Linked DNA regions of Homo sapiens: region 1 is linked to region 2. Evidence: chromatin contacts called from ENCODE Hi-C or POLR2A ChIA-PET data. All regions are on one chromosome and are shown on one strand. The core of a region is the stretch at or near the end of the contact, and the rest is flanking DNA. Distances in the headings are between cores, read along the strand shown.

Region 1 (3,215 bases), core at 5-2,504, 190 kb before region 2:
CGGAAATATAAAATTAAAAGCACTATGTTTCACACACACACACACAAAGGAAAACTCGATATGACAGTGAGGAAGAAGGGTAAAGACCAGCCTTCTGTATCAGTGCAGGGACATCCTTCCTCCAGGCAGCAGGCCTTCAAGCTTCAAGCCTCAGGGCCCAACCCTAAGGCTGGGGGCTCTCCCTGCAGGCAGGACTGGGCCTGGAGGGCCTCCTCATACTTCTGGAGCTGAGACCAGAAGCCCGGGTTCGGTTCTGCTACCGGGCGAGCGCTCTTCACCATCTGCAAACAAGAAGTGTACTGAATAACCCCAAGTCGCGCTAATGGCCAGCAGGGGCCAAGGCGGGCCCAGCTGTAAGAGTGGGCCCCGCCCAACCCGGAAGTGCCTCTCTGCTTCCCTAAGCCCGCCCTCACGAGAGAGACCCGCCCCTCCCGGAAGTGCCTGTCCCAATCCCGAAGCCGGCCCCGCCCGGAAAACTCGTCCCCGGAAGACACGCCCCTCTCGAAACACCGCCCCCCTAAAGGCCCGCCCACCTGGAAGGCCTTCGCCAGGCTGAGGCCGCGGTGCCGCATGAGGTACGCGGTGCAGACGGCGGCCGAGCGGCTGCGGCCGTTCTTGCAGTAGACTAGGCAGGCGCCGCCGGCGCGCACCGCGGCCTCCATGGCGGCGCACGTGGGCTCCAGGTGCGCCAGCAGGTCCTCAGCCGGGTCGTCGAACACGGGCACGCGCAGCTCTGCCACGCCGGGCGCGCGCGGGCCGGGCTGCTGGCGGGAGACGTTGACGCACAGCGTGACTCCCGCGCGCGCCAGCTGCTCCTCCGCGCCCGCGGCTCGCGCGCTCCCGAGGAAGAGTGAGGGCGCGACGCGCACCAACGGTGGAGGTACGGGCGAGGCGGCCCCGCGGCGCCCAGCTTCTGCCGGTCCCATGGCGCCCGCCGAAGAGTCTGCTTTTGGGCCCTGAGGATCTATTTTGGGGGCTCAGGCGCCCGCCCAGGAGTCTATTTGTGGGAGCCGGGCGGGCCGCCGGGCGCCCCCGGGTCCTAGAGGCCTCCGAGGTGGACCAGGCTGGGGCTTGGGTCCCCCGCGGGCGCTGGGCCGGGACAGGGGGCTTGGGTCTCGTTGGGGCCGGGGCATGGCGGGAGGTTTGGGCCTCACCAGGGCGCCGGGGCCTTGGACCGCTCTGCGTCCCATGTTCTCTGTCCCCGGGCGCCGTCCTCCCCGCCCCCGCGGCCTGTGGCACTGGGCTTGCGTCTGTGGCTCTTGGGCGCAGCGCCCTGCCCGCTCTACTGCGGCGTCTGGCGCGGAGGCGTGGCTTGGCCGGGCCCGCCCACTTCGCGTCCGCGTCGTTCGGCTAGGGCCCCGTGGCTACCCGGTGCACGTGGACGGCGGGCTGCGTGGTTCCCGTGTCTTCACCCTTTCCCTAGTGACTGCGTTGTCGGCTTTACGTTTATTCCTTTTTGTGGCCCGCTTTGTAATTGGTGCATTTTTTTCTATGTATTATAACACATGGCTCATAAAATAAAACTAATTTCTATTTTCATCACTTCTTCATAGACCACACTATTCCTTTTGCTGTTTCTAAGTAATTTATTGGGGTCAGCATTGTAACTTTAAAAAATTTAATATCACTTAATGTCCATGAAATTGCCATTTAAGACTCCTTCAATTTTTCTGACATCTGGTAATTTTCAGGCAATGGATACACTGAAAAGCAACTGTCTCAACAGCCCTACAGACATTTAGCAATTGAAGTTTCAGTTGCATACAGTCTCTCTCTGGGTTATCGTCATTGCTTTGTCCATCAGCCTTCTAGCATTGGTAACTGTCAGATCTTTATTGCAGCCTGGGGTTCACTCTTGAGCTAAAGACTCAAATATGTCTGCAGCCAGGTCTTCCCTGGTTGCAGCTCCAGACATCACCTCCGTGGAGGTCTTATCAGCATCTGTTTCCCACTTCCTCCACCCTAAGGAAGGACTCCAACTTTCCTAGGATGGAGGAGTGGAATTCCCTTTTTTTCCCTGGCGTTCATGGGAGCCATTGATTAGGTTGGGACACTGTCTCCCTCCGCTTTCTAGGAGTTGGCTCTGTCTCTGGCCAAAAGTGAAGGCCACACTCCCGTGACTGCTCTGGGAATGAGCTTGGTGTCTAATAACCCATGAAGGAGAGAGCACTTTGGAAGGCTCCTCTGTTCTCTCATGGCCATAAGGGGAAGCCAGCCTTGGGTGAAAGCAGAGGAGATGGGAGAGCCAAGGTCCTTGATGCCACTGTTGGGCCACTGAAATGAATCAAACAAAACCTGAAGTCCCTCCTCCTCCTGGACTGTTTCATGAATCATCATCACCCTTTACGGTTGGAGGATGGTTGAGGTGGGTTTTCTGCTCCAAAGCCTGCTACTTGAACCATCATGCTCCCACTCCATTGAGGTAATGGATTGGGAACCAATTCATCCTAAGTGTCTCTGCATCTCATTGCCACACTTAGTCTGGGCCAGCCTCTGTCTCCTGGACTTGGTGCTAGTCCCCCACAGTGTAACCAGAATGTGCTTGCTAAGAACAGAGGGTTTCTACATGTTGGTTCTGACTCCTTAGCAAGTTGTAATTCACAACTAATGTGGGTTGTGAAATCAATTCTGTGGGTCATGATCAGCATTTTAGTTTTTAGAGAAATAATAGACTACATGAAAATATTAGAGTGCATGCATGTAGTATGCCGAACTTTTAATGAAACATTTTTCTGAGTGGTTTGTACTGGGTCGTGGTGTAAAATGAGATTTTAGAGAGAAGTGAACTCAACAGACAGGCACTGGCGTGTGGAGGCAGAGCCCCTAGAACCCCAGAATCCTGGCCCAGCCTTAGTCCTTAGTCCCCGGAAAGCTAGCCAGTGGGGAGGGCCAGGGCATCAGCTCTTCACACCCCCTGCCCTGTTCTCAGAGGCAGTCTGGGTTGAGAAAACGCAAGCCCTGCACCTCCAAGAGCCTCTCCCCTCTTTGCAGGAAGGCCCAGCTGTTTCCCACCATGGTGCCTCTGTACATCCCAGTCCAGTTCCTGAAATGCGCTCTGTAGCCTGGAGAGCTCCTGCGCATCCTGTGAAGCCCCATCAAGAATCCGCTCTCCTGCAGTCCTTCCCCGAGGCCCTCGGAGGGTCCAAGACAGCCAATCCCTCTTCTCTGCGGTGACTCTTGCGGCCTCCCTCATCTCGTTCCCTCCGCAGGCCTCG
Region 2 (2,888 bases), core at 162-2,661:
CCAGCAGTGCTATGCCTCTGCGTCAGCCTCTGTATCTGCCTCTGCCTCCTCCCTGCCCCTCGGCAGCCTGCAGGGCCCCTTCCAGGGGAAGGCTGGATCCCAAGCAAGGGAAGGGAGCGCCTGTCTCTGCTCACACCCTGACCGGCTTGACATCAGAATAAGATTCAGGGTCCCCACGTGTGGCCATCCTCTGTCTGGTTCCCTCAGCGGCAGCCACACCAATGTCCTAGCTGTCCTCGGACCCCAAGCTGACCGCTGCTGCCCTGGGCCTTTGCCTCTGCTGCTAGCCTGTCGGGAGCACCTCCCCTGGTACACAAGGCTTCCTTGCCTGCTTCTCGTCCCTGGAAAGGCCATGGCCTCCCAGAGGCCCTCCCTGGTGTGGAACCGCCTTCCTCTGGTCATGTCCCCCACAGCATTTGGCTGAGCTGCAGGAATTTACTGTCTGTCCCTTAAGAGCTGTTTCTGATGCCGGGTCCCAGAAGATGCTTGTCCCCAGCTCCAACCCTTCCAGGGCAAGCCCCTCACCCTCTGTCAGCCATGGCGGGGCTTGGGGGCTGCAGGGAATACCCAGGGTCCTGTGGATGGTCCACGTGGCCCTGAAGCCTTTGCGGAGGAAACGTGAATTGCATCAGGAATGAAATGAAACGTTGTCACCCACTTCATTTTTCTTTTTTTGAGACAGGCTCTCACTCTGTCGCCCAGGCTGGAGTGCAGTGGTGCGATCTCGGCAACCTCTGCCTCCCGGGTTCAATCTCTTCTCCTGCCTCAGCCTCCTGAGTAGCTGGGATTACAGGCACACACCACCACGCCCGGCTGATTTTTGTGTTTTTGGCAGAGAAGGGGTTTCACCGTGTTGGCCAGGCTGGTCTCAAACTTCTGACCACAAGTGACCTGCCCGCCTCGGCCTCTCAAAGTGCTGGGATTATAGGCATGAGCCACTGTGCCTGGCTCACCCACTTCATTTTTCAATTGGATGTGGCGAATCTCTCCCGAGCCCAGCGTTGGGGCCCACAGGGCCACTGACTCCAGGAGAACAAGGGTCTCTGCCTTGTGTAGGTGGGGGTCATGCTGTCATTCCCCAACCCGTGGGGCAAATCTCCAGGGACTCTCAATGGGGAGACAGCACCCCCCACAGCTTGCAAAGTGGCCCAGGCCTGGTGAGGGCCGTGGCTGTCCCAGGGTCCATGGACAAGTCAGGGCGAGAAACACAGCAGCCTCCAGGCACCCGAGGGTGCTTCTGGGGCCTCAGGAGGAGCTGGGCTTTCTGCATGTGGGTGGCCCAGGGGCCCGTTACAGGCCCATCCCGCTGAGGGCAGCATTCCGGGTAGAGGCCCAGCAGGTGCGGCCACAGACAGCTGAGCCTTCCCGGGATGCTTGTGGCGTGAAGTCAGCTGCCCAACCCTGGCCACTGGCCGCACCCCAGGCTATTTTTGGATCCTGCAGCTCAGAGCCTGCCTTGCTGCTCCCGCCCCTGGAGCTCCTGGAAGTCTGGTCAGGAGTGTGGACAATGCCCCTCTTGTCATACATCTGCCCCTTCCCCACAGCCCCCACCGCAGGGCCACCCTCCTCCCCCAGACACAGCTGGTCCTGGCTGGGCTGGGGTGGGCTGCCTGGCTGAGAGGAGGCTGGCCTTGGACCGGGACCCTGGCATCACGGCAAAGCTGGAGACTCAGGGAGTCCAGGAGGCGAGAGGCTGCCAGGGTTGTCCTGGGCCGTGTCTGTGTCAGCTCGTGTCCCTCCAGGATAAGTGATCTTGGGCAAGGCACACCTCTCTCTGGCAGAGAGGGCTCTGGAAGGTTTTCCCAGGGTCCTCCTCCCTCAAGTCCTCCCATGCCCTGAGGCTGGTCCCTGAGGTTGTTGGTCGGGGACTCCAGTCCTTGCTGCTCAGAAAAGCATGCCCAGTGTCCCTCGCCCTGCCCAGTGTACGTCCAAGGCTGCTGAAAGAATGGAGAAGGCTTCCTTTACTTCTGCCTTCATTCCTTGGACAGATATTAAAACCTGCTGTGTCCAGGCCCTGACTGGGCACAGTGTTGGTAAATCAGGTCTGGTTCCAACTTCAAACAGGCAGCCCTGACCTTGGTGCAGGCAGCCCTGACCTGCAGGCATGTGGTCCCCCGACCTTAGATAGGATGCCCCCGACCTTGGACTGGGTACCGGTGACCTTGGAGCAGGCAGCCCTGACCTGGAGGCATGCAGCTCTCTGCAGAACCAGATGTGGGTGGGGGGGCGGGTGGGGGGGCCATAGTCACTCAGGGCTTGGGGATGGCTGCTCTTTGTTGGGCTGAGTGTAGGGAGGTGGGTTCCCAGCTTCAGGACCAGGTGAATGGGGGATGCAAGCGTGGGTGGGGCAGGTGAAGCAGGAAGGGCAGGTGGGGACAGGTCAGATGACTCTTAGCATCACGGCGGTGGGACCCGCTGTGGTGTTCTGAGCAGACACGAGACAGAAGCTGCCTTCAGGAAGTTTGGTTGCACAGACAAGGGTCAGGAGACTTTAATTTGTGCAGATGAGGTGCCCTGAGGGCATTTAGCAGCTGCTGGAAAGGAGGTGTGGGAGGGCTTATTAGGGAGACATTTAACCCCCACACGGTCGATCAATCGTGAGCCACCTGTGCCTGGATCCTACCTGTCAGAGACGCCTGAGTGGCCCCACGTTCCAGCCTAGGTCCGGGAGACACCTGACACCAGGAGTTGGCCCCAAGACAATGCTGAGAGCAGCTCAGACTCTGCCCGTGGAGTGGCCTGACCCTGGGCACAAGGTGATGGGCCTTGCCAGGCACGGAGCCAGAGAGCAGCCAGGGTTGCCTGTGCCCAGCCTGTTGTGCAATGCAGTGGGGGACAGAGAATGCTCGCTGCAGGGGAAACAGGCCTGTCCTCTCGTGCCCCCAGGC

The links. A loop is a pair of places that touch in the nucleus more often than their neighbours do. ChIA-PET counts read pairs that join two places held with the same protein, here RNA polymerase II (POLR2A). Pooled maps may share reads with other maps.
Region 1: a map of ascending aorta shows a loop between it and region 2 (1.9-fold over the local background). The contact joins the promoter of DUSP28 here to the enhancer-like site in region 2. A Hi-C loop is called at or near these places in 1 of 168 maps with a recorded cell type or tissue (ascending aorta) and 8 of 50 pooled maps. POLR2A ChIA-PET finds 5 or more read pairs at or near these places in 2 of 52 experiments (PC-9 and activated naive CD4-positive, alpha-beta T cell).

What each region holds. Positions count from the first base shown.
Region 1 is chr2:240,558,396-240,561,610 of GRCh38, reverse strand. DUSP28 (dual specificity phosphatase 28) reads right to left here and starts at 1,254. Exons shown (of 2, transcript NM_001370465.2): 1 at 534-1,254; 2 at 1-281. The coding sequence starts at 926. The coding sequence ends at 144. It also overlaps a transcript of ANKMY1 not described here. RefSeq lists enhancers at 36-395, 426-495, 528-669 and silencers at 766-815, 996-1,405.
Region 2 is chr2:240,368,779-240,371,666 of GRCh38, reverse strand. No RefSeq gene overlaps it. Among named protein-coding and RNA genes, the nearest start is that of GPC1, 65 kb to the left of the region's middle. RefSeq lists enhancers at 1,148-2,037, 1-2,888. Within about 2 kb of position 1,411, at least 25 of the 41 ENCODE cell types and tissues checked have a DNase peak (open chromatin) inside an H3K27ac peak, as active enhancers do; they include PC-9 and ascending aorta, where a contact is called at or near this core.